2 separate regions of the Homo sapiens genome follow, and region 1 is linked to region 2. Evidence: read pairs that join two places in POLR2A ChIA-PET (ENCODE). Cell type or tissue: Caco-2. All regions are shown on one strand. Links, peaks and the distances in the headings refer to the core of each region. The heading gives the core; the rest is flanking DNA.

Region 1 (7,927 bases), core at 1,967-6,966, 230 kb before region 2:
TTATTATATATATAATATGTAATATATGACTTATTATAAATTAATTGTGAGATTCACAGTCTCACAAGGCAGATGTGGAAATAAGTAATTACATTATATTGTGAAATAATAGATGTCATCATTATATAAAACTTATAATTATGTAAGTTGTACATAATTTATAATACATGTAATAGAAAATAGGTTGTAGATTTAAGCACCAAGTTTTAGGGCAGATTGTTAAGTGGCAGTCGCTGAAACAGGGTGGGACTGCACGCTGCACGCCTATGATCAGGGTGAGGGTGGAGACCCTAGGAAAAGTACCGCTCTGCAGACTTTGTGTCTTAGGAGTGTCCTGACATACCGCTGGGAGGATTACCTCATCCATTCCTTCTTTTTCTTTTCTTTTTTTTTTCTTTCCTTTTTTTTTTTTTTTTTTTTTTTTTTTGAGACGGAGTCTTGCTCTGTCGCCCGGGCTGGAGTGCAGTGGCGCGATCTCGGCTCACTGCAAGCTCCGCCTCCCGGGTTCACGCCATTCTCCTGCCTCAGCCTCCCGAGTAGCTGGGACTATGGGCACCCGCCACCACGCCCGGCTAATTTTTTGTATCTTTAGTAGAGACAGGGTTTCACCGTGTTAGCCAGGATGGTCTCAGTCTCATGACCTCGTGATCTGCCCACCTCGACCTCCCAAAGTGCTGGTTTACAGGCGTGAGCCACCCCGCCTGGCCATCCTCATTCCTTCTTTCCTTCCTTTTCTTACTTCCTTTTCTCCCCAGACATTAATTGAGCACCTGCTAAATAAGAATAAAGTATAAGTCAGTCTCTGGGGAAACACAAATTGGTTAGATACGGTCCCTGTTCTCAAAGAGTCACAATCTTACATGGGCAGACATGGAAATAAATAATTACAACCTATTGAGAAATAGTAGATTTAATCGTAACAGAAGTCTTTTTATAATTATAATAAAATATTAGCATTAACTGGCTTTATGTAATGAACATATTTTATCCTCACAACAATCATACTACGTGGGTCCTATAATTATTTCCATTGATCAGATAAAGAAACTGAGGCACATATAAGTTAAGAGGTGCATCCAGGATGTGAGTAGTGGCTCGTGCCTGTAATCCCAACATGTTGGGAGACTGAGGTTGTAGGATCGCTTGAGCCCAGGAGTTCGAGATCAGCCTAGGCAACTGAGACCCCATCTCTACAAAAAATCAAAAAACTAGCCGGTTGTGGTGGCGCACACCTGTGGTCCCAGCTACTTGGGAGGCTGAGGTAGGAGGATTTCATGAGCCCAGGAGGTTGAGGCTGCTGCAGTGAGCCTGGGTGACGGAGTGAGATCCTATCTCAAAAAAAAAAAAAAAAATCACAAAGCCACATTTGATGGAAAAATCAAAATCAAAAGTTCAGTTTCAGGAGTGTTAATTTGTTGATGTATATTAGAAATTCATTGGTGCATTCCAGTGGCCCATCGTAAATGAGGCTAAACTTTTAAAGGAGGAGATTTCATTCTCTAAAAAAATAACCTGCTCAGATTCATAGAGACACAAAGTAGCATGATGGGTGCCAGGGGGTGGGAGGGGGAGGTGGGGAGACCACATTTAATAGGGACAGAGTTTCAGTTTGGGACGGTGAACAAGTTCTGCAGATGGATGCTGCTGACGGTTGCACAGCAATGTGAGTGTATCTAATGCCGGAGAACTGCACGCTTTAAAATGAGTAAAATGGTAAAGTTTATGTTACTCATATTCTGCCACACACACAAAAGTAGCCTGAATTTTTGTACTCTCTTGACAAGTTGGAAGACCTGGCAAGGCTGTGACGCTCCACGCTGCACGGTGGCTGCTCCTCACCTGGGCTGGGTCCCCAGCACACATCAGCCACTCTCCTGCCCTCTCCTGCATTGCTTAATGACCCATTGACACCCAGGCTCATGGCTCCACAGAGGTCCCAGCCGGCTGCCCGGAGAACATTCTTCTTTCTGGATGATGCCCCTGGCTTCCTGCAGCACCAAGGCCCAGAAAGGGTTAGCGTAGAAGAGTCAGGCTCTGAGGCAGTGCAGGACGGCAGGGCTGGGCCTTCTGCTTCTAGCCTGTCTCTAATTATGATGATTGTTGCTGCCCAATGATGAGCCAACTCTCCTGCCAGCATTAAACAGTCATTTATCAAATCCTGAAACTCCTTCTTCAACGGAAAAGCGTGGCCTCAGCCCTGCACTCGGGCACACCGAAGCCACTCAAATCACCCCTTGTCAGTGTTTGAGGCCAGGGTTCCTGGCCTGCTCGGACCCCCTGACATGCACAAGGAAGAGTGAAAGCAAGGCTGGGGGTCACCATGGGAGACACATCTGCTGTCACCAGTGTGTGTGTGCACGTGTGTGCCTGTATTAAAGATGCTTAGAGTTCAGACATAGCAGCTTTTGCGTGTGGGTGAGACCCTGTGTCCATCCCAGGAACAGCTCTGGCAGCCCTGAGTCTCAGTCCACAGACTGAGGGAGGAGGGAGGGAAAACAAAGTAGCTTTGTTTCCTTTTTTGTTTTTTTTTGTCAGACGGAGTTTTGCTCTGTTGCCAAGCTGGAGTGCAGTGGTGCCATCTCGGCTCACTGCAGCCTCTCCCTCCCAGGTTCAAGCAATTCTCCTGCCTCAGCCTCCCAAATAGCTGGGACTACAGGCGTGTGCCACCACACCAAGCTAATTTTTGTATTTTTAGTAGAGATGGGGTTTCACGATGTTGGCCAGGATGGTCTTGATCTCTTGACCTTATGATCTACCTGCCTCAGAGTGCTGGGATTACAGGCATGACCCACCGCATCTAGCCCCCCCCTTTTTTTTTTGAGACGGAGTCTCACTCTGTTGCCCAGGCTGGAGTGCAGTGGTGCCATCTTAGCTCACTGCAACCTCCACCTCCCAGGTTCAAGTGATTCTCCTGCCTCAGCCTCTCGAGTAGCTAGGATTACAGGCACATGCTACCATGCTCAATAAATTTTTGTATTTTTGGTAGAGACAGGATTTCACCATGTTGCCCAGGCTGGTCTTGAACTCCTGGCCTCAAGTGATCCACCCTCCTCAGCCTCCCAAAGTGCTGGGATTACAGGCGTAAGCCTCTGCACCCAGCCTCTTTTTAATTAATTAATTTATTCATTTTTCTTTATCCAATCAGTGTCATACATTGAACTTTTTAATTTTTTTAAAAGTCCCCCTACATTATTTTCCTAGGGCTGCTGGAATAAATTACCACAAACTGGGTGACTTTATTTATTTGTTTGTTTGAGACAGGGTCTCTCTTCATCACCCAGGCTGGAGTGCAGTGTTGTGATCACAGCTCAGTGCAACCTCCACCTCCCAGGCTCAAGCCATCCTCCCACCTCAGCCTCCTGAGTAGCTGGGACCACAGGCACGAGCCACCACACCCAGCTAATTTTTGTATATGTTGGATATATACGGGGACTGCTTACGTTGCCCAGGCTGGTCTCAAACTCCCGAGCTCAAGCGATCCTCCCGCCTCGGCCTCCCAAAGTTCTAGGATTACAGGCATGAGCCACTGCACCTGGCCTAAACTGAGTGACTTTAAACAACAGGCATTTATTACCTCACAGTTTTGGAGGCCTCAAGTCCAAAATCAAGTTGTTAGCAGAGCTGTGCTCCCTCTAGCACGCCCTTCCTGGCCTCCTCCAGCTTCTGGTGGTTCCTGGTGATCCGTGGCTGTGGCTGCCCCACTCCAATCTCTGCCTCCATCTTCATGTGCATGGGTTTCTTCCCGTGTCTCTGTATGTCTTCTCCTTTTCTATCTCATTGGCCTTAGGGCCCACTCTCATCCAGGATAACCTCATCTCCAGATTCTGACCTTAATCACATGTACAAAGCCTCTCCTTCCAAATAAGGTCATATTCTGAGGTTTCAGATGGACAAATTGTTTTTGGGGGAGACATAATTCAACTCACCACATCCTATTACCTCAGCCTTTGGTCCTCCAGGCCACTGTGCCCATGGAATATGTCATCTCAGTCCTTCCAGGGTTTGTAGCACAGTCCTGCAACCTTCAGCATGGAAGTGGGGTGAGGGTGGGAGAATCTGGTCCTCAGCTATCAGTCCACCCAGAAAAACACCACGGCGGCCCTTGTCCTTGTCTACATAGCCCCTCTAGAGTTTCCATGCAACAAAGAACCATTGTTGGCTGGGCGTGGTGGCTCATGACTGTAATCTCAGCACTTTGGGAAGCCGAGGCGGGCAGATCACTTGAGGTAGGGAGTTCAAGACTGGCCTGGCCTGGCCAACATGGTGAAATCCCATCTCTACTAAAAATACAAAAATTAGCCAGGCGTGGTGGCACACAGCTGTAATTTCGGTTACTCAGGAGGCTGAGGCAGGAGAATAGCTTGAGCCCAGGAGGCAGAGGTTGCAGTGAGCTAAGATCATACCACTGCACTCCAGCCTAGGCAACAGAGAGAGACTCTGAAAAAAAACAAAAAACAAAAAAAAAAAAACGTTGTTATGGGACTATAGCATTGCACAACTTCAGAGGGCACCATTTCCCAGTGGCCGTGACATGCACAACTGCAGAGTCAGATGCAGCAGCCCCTGTAGGCAAGAATCTTTCAGGACTGCCTCCGAGGACAGGTGACTTAAGTTTAAATCCCCACTTGGGCACTTCCTAGCTGTGCAATTTAGGGTAACATACTTAACCTCTCTCTGTAGAGTATCCTTATCTTAAAAAAAGGGATAGGCCCTGAGGAGGTGAGAAAAACAATTACAATATTGAAGACAAGGATAATAGTAATAGTGACTTCATAGGATTATTGTAAGGGTGGAATGAATTGGTGTCTTCGTGGCACACAGCAAATGCTCTAAGTGTGTGTGTCTATTGTGATTGTTATGATCTGAGCTGCACACACCAGAGCACATGGATTGGAATTTTACAACAGAGTTTTTTTGTCCCACCTGCATTTTTTAAATTTTAATGTAATGTATTTATAAAGAGAGATTTACATAATAATCCAAATTTCTAACCTCTCTAAAAAAAAAAAAAAAAAAAAAAACCTGAAAACTTGGTGATATGGTTTGGCTGTGTCCCCACCCATATCAAATTGTATCCTCCCATAATTCCCCTGTGTTGTGGGAGGGACCCAGTGGGAGATAATTGAATCATGGGGCAGTTTCCCCATACTGTTCTCTTGGTAGTGAGTAAATCTCAAGAGGTCTGATGATTTTATAAGGGGTTTCCTCTTTCACTTGGCTCTCATTCTCCTCTTTTGTCTGCCACCATGTGAGACGTGCCTGTTACCTTCCGCCATGATTGTGAGGCCTCCCCAGTCACATGGAGCTATGAGTTCATTAAACCTCTTCTGCAAATTGCCCAGTCTCTGGTATGTCTATCAGCAGCATGAAAATGGACTAATACAGAGGGCAATATTGCATTTGCATTGCCATATGGCTGTCATCAGTGACAGCTAAGTAGCCATAACTCCCATGAAATGGGTTGAAGTCTCCTCATACCCCTCCCAATTCTGTATGCACACACACACACACACACACACACACACACACACACACACACACACACACCCCTGAGCCCCCCTCTGGCCTGCAGTTACCTGAATAAGCCCTGGTGAGGCTGGAATTTGCCATCTCTGCTCTCCTCCAATCCTTTCATTTTCACAGCAAGGAAACTGACACCCAGAGAGGTTGTGTGACCCACCCCAAGTCACACAGCAAGTTGCAACGAAACTGAGACTGAGCTCAGGCCTCTTGGCTCCCAGCTTCTTTGTCATCACTAAGATATTTCTAAATGTAGGATGACCCTGCTTGATGTTTCAAGATGATAGAAATAAAAAAGTTGAAGGCTGGGCAGGGGGCTCACACCTGTAATCCCAGCACTTTGGGAGGCTGAGGGGGGTGGATCACTTGAGGTCAGGAGTTCCAGACCAGCCTGGCCAACATGGTGAAACCTTGTCTCTACTAAAAATATAAAAATTAGCCAGGCGTGGTGGCGCACACCTGTAGCCCCAGCTACTCAGGAGACTGAGGTGGGAGAATCGCTTGAACCTGGGAGATGGAGATTGCAGTGGCAGACATCATGCCATTGCACTCCAGCCTGGGCGAGGGAGTGAGACTCCATCTCAAAAAAAAAAAAAGTTGGATATCCCTCTTCTTATTTTACAAATAATGCTAAGTATTCTGTCTTGGCATAAAGAGGAAACCTTAGAGAGCTACCTCCCAGACCAGAGTTTCTCAAGTCGGAATGAATTTGCCCTCCTGGTGTCTGAAGACACGTTTGGTTGTCACTATTTGGGGGGTGCTACTGGCATCTGGAAGGCAAAAGCCACAGATGCCACTGAACACCCTACAATGCACAGGACAGCCCCCACAACAGAGAACTATCCAGCCCAAAACATCAATAGTGTCAAGATTGAGAAACCCCGCCAAGATCCTTGCTTCTCAAAGTGTGGTCCCTGGGTCAGCAGCGCCAGCAACACCTGGAAGCTTGTGAGAAATGGGAAATCTTGGGCCCACCCAGACCTAGACAATCAGAAACAATTTTAATAACATCCCAGGTGATTCACTGGCACATTAGATTGCAAGAAGCATGCTTTATATATACTCATTGGCACATCAGGTTGCAAGAACCAGTGTTTCTCAACCTTGACTGTAAAATAGCATTTCCTGGGAGGGAGAGGGGGTGGTGGCTGAAAATCCTAATGCCCAGGGCACCCTTTGGAGCAATTACATTAGACTCTCTGGGAGTGGAAACCAAATATCCCTTTTTTTTTTTTTTTTTGAGATGGAGTCTCGCTCTGTCGCCCAGGCTGGAGTGCAGTGGCACGATCTCACCTCACTGCAACCTCTGCCACCAGGGTTCCAGCTATTCTCCTGCCTTAGCCTCCTGAGTAGCTGGGATTACAGGCAGCATGCACCTGTAGTCCCAGCTACTCAGGAGGCTGAGGTGGGAGGATTGTTTGAGCCCAGCAGTTTGAGACTAGCCTGGGCAACATAGTGATATCCCTGTCTCAAAAATACACATTAAAAAAAAAACTTTAACTGCATAAAATGGATATTATCACGAGCAAAATCAATTACATGTATACAAAGGTATTAATGTATTTATAAAAACAAATCTGAGGTATCATACCCTATGTGCTTCTTTATTAATGCATTTAATAACAAAATTCAGAGCAGGGTTTAATAACCACGATAATTCCAAAGTCATGACAAGGTGAGTAATATTTCCAGATATCCACGGCTGCTGGAATGCTATGGGAAAAGATCCGTGGCTTCAAATGGTGGCAAAGTGGCAGGTACTTGTGCCACTGCATGGTGTGTTGCCAACTTTCACAATCAAGGAAATGCTAAGTTAGAGTTAGAACTTAGAGAAAGTAACTGTTTGTAGACTTTCCCATGCAAGGTCACAGACCTCCTGAATTCTATCCCTGAAATCCCTGGCTCTGGTAAAGGGAGACAGACAAGCTGATGATAATACAGTGTGATTAAGGGCTAAGATTAGGGGAAGTAATACAAAAAGGGGAACTGCAGTTCCCCTTTTTAAATATGTCTGCAGGCTGGGTATGGTGGCTCATGCCTGTAATCCCAGCATTTTGGGAGGCCGAGGCAGGCAGATCACGAGTTCAGGAGATGGAGACCATCCTGGTTAACACAGTGAAACCCTGTCTCTACTAGAAATATAACAAATTAGCTGGGCATGGTGGCACACACCTGTAGTCTCAGCTACTCGTGAGGCTGAGGCAGGAGAATCAACGTGAACCCAGGTGGCGGAAGTTGCAGTGAGCCAAGATCACACCACTCCACTCCAGCATGGGTGACAGAGTGAGTCTCTGTCTCAAAAAAAAAAAAAAAATCTGCAAATTTTTAGCCAGACGCAGTGGTTCAAACCTGTAATCCCAGCACTTTGGGAGGCCAAGGAGGGAGAATTGCTTCACCCCAGGAGTTT
Region 2 (7,927 bases), core at 1,108-6,107:
AGAACAATCGTAGCACATTGGCAAACCTGATAGTTAAGGCATATTGGACTCCAATTGCTCACTGTTAGGGGCAAGGGAAGCCCATTTGATTGCTTTTTTTTTTTTTTTTTTTTTAGGTGGAGTCTCACTCTGTTGCCCAGGCTGGAGTGCAGTGGCGTGATCTTGGCTCACTGCAACCTCTGCCGCCTGGGTTCAAGCAATTCTCCTGCCTCAGCCTCCCGAGTAGCTGGGATTACAGGCTCCTGCCACTGTGCCCAGCTAATTTTTGTATTTTTAGTAGAGACGGGGTTTCACCATCTTGGCCAGGCTGGTTTTGAACTCCTGACCTTGTGATCCACCTGCCTCGTCCTCCCAAAGTGCTAGGATTACAGGCGTGAGCCACTGTGCCGGGCCTTGATTGCTTTTTAAAGGCAAACACTCAGAGCTTTTCACAGAATATTAATGAAGAGGAGAAATGAAGAGTTCAGGCACCCTGGGTTAGAATCCCCAAATTCCTAATTCCTTGAAGTGTGATATTAATGTCCCTGAGCCTCAACTTCCTCATCTGTAAAATGTGCATAAAAACAGTACCTACTGGCTGGGCATGGTGGCTCACGGCTGTAATCCCAGTACTTTGGGAGGTCGAGGCGGGTGGATCATCTGAGGTCAGGAGTTCAAGACTAGCCTGGCCAAGATGGTGAAACCCCGTCTCTACTAAAAATACAAAAATTAGCTGGGCATAGTAGCAGGCGCCTGTAATCCTACTCAGGAGGCTGAGGCAGAGAATCACTTGAACCTGGGAGTCAGAAGTTTGCAGTGAGCTGAGATCATGCCACTGCACTCCAGCCTGGATGACAGAGTGAGACTGTCTCAAAAAAAAAAAAAAAAAAAAAAAAAAGTACCTACTTTGCAGGGCTGTCTTGAGGATAATGATTACATTGATGTAAAGAAGTTAGTTCAGGGCCTGGTGTGAGTAAAGCCTCAGTTAACACTTCTATTTGCTTCTGTTCCCATCATATCCTTCCCAGCCCTTAGTCTGTGACCCCAGTGCTACTATACTATGGCACATCATTGGGTGGCCTCAGAAGGCAGTAGGATGAATATCACTAGGCCCATAGTGTGGCAGAGAAGGAAGACATCACACTGTGCCCTTACAGAGAAGTTGCTTCTTTTTTGTTTTTGAGATGCAGTCTTGCTCTGTTGCCCAGGCTAGAGTGTAGTAGCGCGATCTTGGCTCACTGCAACCTCCGCCTCCCGGGTTCAAGCAATTCTCCTGCCTCAGCCTCTGGAGTAGCTGGGATCCACCACGCCCAGCTAATTTTTGTATTTTTAGTAGAGACAGGGTTTCACCATATTGGCCAGGCTGGTCTCGAACTCCTGACTTTGTGATCTGCCTACCTCGGCCTCCCAAAGTGCTGGGATTACAGGCGTGAGCCACCGCACCCGGCCGAGAACCTTCTCCTTACAAGGAGCTTTTGCTCTATGGCAGGGTTTCTATTATATTCAAATTCTGGGAGAGGCCATCCTTTGTTGAGGGGCCATCCTGTGCACTGTAGGATGTTAAACAGCTTCTCTGGCCTCTGCTCATTACATACTAGTAACACGTACCCCATGTTCCAGGAGGCGACAGAAAAACATGCCTTTGACCTTTGCCCAGTGTTTCTCTCAAGGCAAACTCACCCCTGGGTGAGAATCTCTGGTTTATAGACATGTGCCTGAATGGGAAAATGGGTCAAATGTTAGTGCCCACCTTTGTCCTTTTTTTTTTTTTTTCCCTGACAGGGTCTCACTCTGTTGTCCAGGGTGGAGTGCAGTGGTGCAATCATAACTCCCTGCAGTCTCGAACTCCTGGCCTCAAGTGATCCCCCCTCCTCAGCCTCCTGAGTAGCCGGGACTACATGCACCACCAAGCGTGTCTAATTTTATTTTATTTTTTTGAGACGGAGTCTTGCTCTGTTGCCAGGCTAGAGTGCAGTGGCGTGATCTCGGCTCACCGCAACCTCCGCCTCCTGGGTTCAAGCAATTCCCCTGCCTCAGCCTTCCGAGTAGCAAGGACTACAGGCATGTAGTCCAGGCACGCTAATTTTTTGTATTTTAGTAGAGAGGGGGTTTCATCATGTTGGCCAGGATGGTCTTGATCTCCTGACCTTGTGATCTGCCCGCTTTGGCCTCCCAAAGTGCTGGGATTACAGGTGTGAGACACCGCACCCTGCCCCATGCGTGGCTAATTTTAAAGAATTTTTTGAAGAGACGGGATCTTGCTCTGGCTGGCCTCTAATTCCTGATCTCAAGTGAGTCTCCCGTCTTGGCCTCCCAAAGTGCTGAGATTACAGGGGTGAGCCACCATGCCCTGCCTCAAACTCTTCAAAAATATATGCTTGGTCAACCTTTGAGATTCTTTTAGAGTGTTCAGGATTGGAGAAGAGATATGCATCTTTACTGATGGGAAAACTTTATTTGTTTATTTATTTATTTATTTATTTTTGAGACAGAGTCTCACTCTGTCTGCCCTGGCTGGAGTGCAGTGGCGCGATCTCGGCTCATTGCAACCTCCTCCTCCAGGGTTCAAGTGATTCTCTTGCCTCAGCCTACCGAGTAGTTGGGACTACAGGAGTGTGTCACCACGCCCAGCTAATTTTAGTAGAGACAGGGTTTCACCATGATGGCCAGGCTGGTCTTGAACTCCTGACCTCAAATGATCCTCCCGCCTTGGCCTCCCAAAGTGCTGGGATTACAGGCATGAGCCACTGTGCCTGGCTATTTTTTTTTGAATATTGAACTTGATTCTCATAAAGTATTGCTACCTTCATGATGCTGTAGGAGCTGGCTCTTTCTTGAGGGTAAGCCACAATCTCATCCACCACAGGTTAGCTACATTGGCTGCTTTCTGATTCTCAAACACAAGCCCTTGTCTACCTCAAGACCTTGGCACTTACTGTCCCTGTGTCTGGAATGTCACCTCTGCAGACTACCTGTTACTGCCTGACCTCCTTGAATTTCTGTACCTACATGATTTTTTCAGGAAGGACCTCCTCTACCCCCTCTCCACCCCTAGTTATTCTCTTTTTCACGATCTGGTTTTATTCTTCATAGCACTCACCCAAACCCAATTTATTGTTATTTTTTAGATTGTATATTGCCTACCTGCCCCTAAAAACATAACCTTCTTGTCAAACATGTTCATCTGTGTATCCGCAGTGCCCTAGCCCAATATCTTGCCTACAATCGGTGCCAAATAAGTAGTCTCTGAATTTGCTGTTGACTTGGTGAATTTATAAACAGGTAATCAACATTTGGTTGCAGTCATCTTTGATTTGTAGGCAACTGAATTTTATTTCCAATTGCCAAAAGTTGTCTTTATTTGGGATGACAGCACCAAAACCTTTGCTGTCTTGTGCACCATGAATATGAAGCCGAGATGTCAGGTGATACCAGATAAAGAATACGTCATGGCAGCTCTTTAAACATGTAAACATATTAAACATTCAGGGCATCAGCCCCTGGCTCGTGGAGAATTCCATCCTTTAGCACATGACAAGTTGGGGTTTACAGTCAAAGTCCACTTAGCAAATGTTTGTTCTACAACGTGCTTTCCTTTTGTTTCCTGTAAGTATGGCTTCATGCCCTGCCAGGATCTGAGGTCATAGAAACACGAGGAGACGATTAACATATCAATGGAGGGGTCTCTTTGGAATCCAGAATTTGGAATGATATTTGCATCTTGAGCTCAGAAGCCGTGCAGGCGAGCCTGCTTATTGATTGCCTTTAATTTCCCCTTAAAACAGTGTCTTTTTCTGAAGAAAAGATTAATAGAGGAGGGCTCAGTTTGTCGCGTGATTTATGCTCAAGTCCTGCCTCCTTTGCATTCAGAAGCGCATTGCAAGCTCGTCCCCACCCCTGAGATGTTTGGATTCAGTTTCTCAAGAAAAATAGCTGCTGGTCACCAAAGCTTACAGCTTAATTGAATTTGTCTTTGTCCACTTAATCTTCATGCTTACAAAAAGTGGGGGTGGGAGGATTTATACAGAAGAGATGTACCTAAAATATACACGCGATCATTAGGAGGGTGGGCTGAAGAAAGAGATATAAAATGAAAATGAGGGTGCCACTTAGTCTATGCTGCACTTCTCTTTGCTTAAGGCATTGATAAATACACTAGTATCTCCCCAGTATAAACATGAGAACCTAAGAAGTAAATTGTATTGTACCAACTCTGAGCTGTTCCATCATTTTTGTTTTGGCTAAAAATTTGTTTTTTTTCTTTGAGGGAAGAAAAAGACACAAAAGGAAAGTGAAGATTTCTGTGTTACATAAAGTTTGGGACCTCTTTCTATAAATAAATAGCTGGCTATATTCTGTGTCACTAATAATCATAACACTAATAGTAGCAATCAATTTATCAAGCACTTTTTTTTTTAGCCATTGCACTAAATGCTTTATAATTTTTTTTTTTTTTTTTTTGAGACGGAGTCTTGCTCTGTCGTCCAGGCTGGAGTGCAGTAGCGGGATCTCGGCTCACTGCGAGCTCTGCCTCTCGGGTTCATGCTGTTCTCCTGCCTCAGCCTCCCGAGTAGCTGGGACTACAGGCGCCCTCCACCACGCCCAGCTAATTTTTTATACGGGGTTTCACTGTGTTAGCCAGGATGGTCTCAATCTCTTGACCTCGTGATCCGCCCGCCTCGGCCTCCCAAAGTGCTGGGATTACAGGCGTGAGCCACCGCGCCCGGACTTTTTTTTTTTGAGACAGAGTTTTCGCTCTTGTCACCCAGGCTAGAGTGCAATGGCACGATCTCGGTTCACTGCAACCTCCACCTCCTGGGTTCAAGCAATTCTCCTGCCTCAGCCTCCCAAGTAGCTGGGATTACAGGCACCCACCACCATGCCTGGCTAATTTTTGTATTTTTAGTAGAGATGAGGTTTCACCACGTTGGCCAAGCTGGTCTCAAACTCCTGACCTCAGGTGATCTGCCTGCCTCGGCTTCCCAAAGTGCTGGGATTACAGGCTTGAGCCACTGCACCCGGCCAGGGCTTTATAATCTTTATCTTATTTAAACTTGACTCCAACTTTTTTTTTTTTTTTTTGAGACCGAGTCTCGCTCAGTCGCCCAGGCTGGAATGCAGTGGTGGGATGTCAGCTCACTACAACCTCCGCCTCCTGGGTTCAAGCAATTCCTTGCCTCGGCCTCCCGAGTAGCTGAGATTACAGGCGCCCACCACCACACCCAGTTAATTTTTGTATTTTTTTTTTTTTTTTTTTTTTAGTAGAGACAGGGTCTCACCATGTTGGCCAGGCTGGTCTCAAACTCCTGACTTCAGATGATCCTCCCACCTCAGCCTCCCAAAGTGCTGGAATTACAGGCATGAACCAGCATGCCTGGCTTTTTTTTTTTTTTTTCTTGAGAGACAGGGTCTCATTCTGTTGCCCAGGCTGGAGTGCAGTGGTGCAATCTTGGCTAACTGCACCCTCCACTTCCCAGCTCAAGTGATTCTCCTGCATCAGCCTCCCGAGCAGCTGGGATTACAGGTTCTCACCACCATACCCAGCTAATTTTTGTATTTTTAGCAGAGACAGGTTTCACCATGTTGGCCAGGCTGGTCTCGAACTCTGATCTCAAGTGATCTGCCCGTCTTGGCCTCCCAAAGTGCTGGGATTACAGGTGTGAGCCACCATGCCCGGTTGACTCCAGAATTCTGAAAGAGGCCCTATTATGTTATTCCCATACACACAAGGCTTAGAGAAGTAAAGGAAGCTGCCGAAGTTTGTCCCGTGGCAGACCCAGATTTTGAAGCTGGGCGTATTAGACTTGAAAATCGAAGACTGCAGTCCTACCAAGAGAAGGACGTTCATTTGGATTTGCTTCTGTCTACATTTATTTCTCCAGCATGGTGGATGGAGGAGGCATGAACTTCCCAGTTACTCAGCCTTGAGCTTCTTGTCTTAAGTCTGCCTCCAAGACTTAACCAGCGGGCCGTATCATCTACCATGGCCAAGTAAGATTACTGCAGACTGTGCTCTTCAAATCTGTAGCCTTTTGTTATTCTACACGGTCACTTTTAGTCTGACTTAAGATGCTTGAGTGACACAAGGAGCAGAGAGGGAAGCTAGGTCGGTAAGAATCTAAGTGTGACCCCGATGCACCATAAGATCCCCCCTCGTGCCAACCAACAAGATTAACATCCAAGGTACTAATAAATGGAACGGCACCCCCCAAGGTGTAACTCCTTGAGAAGTTAACAATTATATTTTTATCCTAAGTAAACCCAATGATGCTGGGCGAGGTGGCTCATGCCTGTAATCCCAGCACTTTGGGAGGCTGAGGCGGGCAGATCACGAGGTCAGGAGTTCGAGACCAGCCTGGCCAACATAGTGAAACCTCGTCTCTACTAAAAATACAACAAATTAGCCGGGCGTGGTGGTGGGCACCTGTAATCCCAGCTACTCAGGAGGCTGAGGCAGGAGAGTTGCTTGAACCCGGGAGGTGGAGGTTGCAGTCAGCCGAGATTGCGCCATTGCACTCCAGCCCAGGCGAGAGTGTGAGACTCCATCTCAAAAAAATAAATGAATAAATAAATAAATAAAATAAAATAAACCCAATGGTGCTGAAGGTTGGAAGCTGAGTGTGTGGGAAGTAACCATTTGAGTGTTTCCGAGTTTCTTTCTTTGATGGCGGACATAGCGATGGACTGAATGTTTGTTTTCCCTCCAAATTCATCTGTTGAAATCTTAATCCCTAATGTGTTGGTATTTGAAGGTGGGGATCTTTGGGAGGTGGTGAGGTCATGAGAGTGGAGCCCTCATGCGTGGGATTAGTGCCCTTATAAAGGCAATCCCAGGGAACTTTCCCTTTCTGCCACGTTGGCAGTCTGCAGCCTGGAAGCCGGCTGTCACCAGAGCCTGATGGTAGTACCCAGAGGTCAGTGGGAGTCAGAGATCAGGATACCAGATGCTGACATTCTGTTCTCTGACTTCCAGCTTCTAGAACTGGGAGAAATCAATGTCTGTTGCTCTAAGCTACCCAGTCTATGGTATTTTGTTACGGTAGCCCAAAGGGACTAAGACAGACATGTAGAATGATTTTGGCCTAGTGATCAAAATTGTGCTAGGATTAAGTTTCTGGAAGAAAGAAATTTTGAAAGAAAAAAGTGAAAGTGCTTGCTTTCTAGTTTGGAACCATGATTTCGGATTCCCTGGTCCTATGGCTCTTTGCACTTCCCCTACACCTTTCCAATGATTGCTTCATTTACTCAAACCAAAACCAAAACCAAAACCAAAACAAGCCCCAAGTCCCCCAAACCTGTTAAAAGATACCAGTGGAGCATTGGCTATGTGCAAACTCTGTGACAGACACCGGGAATGAGACACCAAGGCAGATAAAAGTCTTACAATCTAATCAAATGGAAGCACACACCAAAGAAATACTTTCACAACTAATCATTTAATTACCATGCTTTCCCCACAAAACATTTTATTACTATAATTGATATTTTTCTTACCATTTTTGGCAACATTAATCAAATAATAAATTTCATCTGGAAGAACAAGCCAGCAAAATAGACAAGGAAATTCACAAAGGTAATAACAAAATAGTAATCTTGACATATTCAATATATTTGTAAGCAAAGCAAAGTGACATTGCCTTAAAATATAGAGAGGTATCAACAGAAAAACAGAGAAAACTCCTGAAAGAGTTCAACTCATTATATAAATTTTAATTTGGTTGCAGTTAATCACCATTTTCAATTTGCTGTGAAGAGAAATATACATGGGATGCAATGAGACTATGTCTGAGTTGCATCCAAACTTCTAACCTACCCCGTCTACTTGTGATTTCTTTTCCATTTGCCTCACTGTAGTGTATTGGCTAAACATGTAGACAGGTAGATCTGACTACAGGGTTTCATATCTGGTTTTGGCCCTTCGTGGATGTGTAACCTTAGCTAAGTTACT

What was found. Peaks named below come from ENCODE experiments on the same cell type or tissue, not always from the same donor. Only the 100,000 strongest peaks of a DNase experiment are listed, where the experiment ranks them.
Region 1: POLR2A ChIA-PET joins it to region 2 with 6 read pairs; 1 of 35 experiments calls an interaction of 5 or more read pairs at or near these places.

Annotation. Positions count from the first base shown.
Region 1 is chr20:53,525,365-53,533,291 of GRCh38, forward strand. No RefSeq gene overlaps it. Among named protein-coding and RNA genes, the nearest start is that of ZNF217-AS1, 23 kb to the right of the region's middle. In Caco-2, for the core only: no CTCF peak of the experiment used is centred there; a DNase peak (open chromatin) is centred at 4,527.
Region 2 is chr20:53,760,500-53,768,426 of GRCh38, forward strand. No RefSeq gene overlaps it. Among named protein-coding and RNA genes, the nearest start is that of BCAS1-AS1, 150 kb to the right of the region's middle. RefSeq lists enhancers at 2,282-2,948, 7,150-7,319, 7,642-7,927. In Caco-2, for the core only: a CTCF peak has its summit at 3,767; a DNase peak (open chromatin) is centred at 3,512; H3K4me3 peaks cover 603 bases.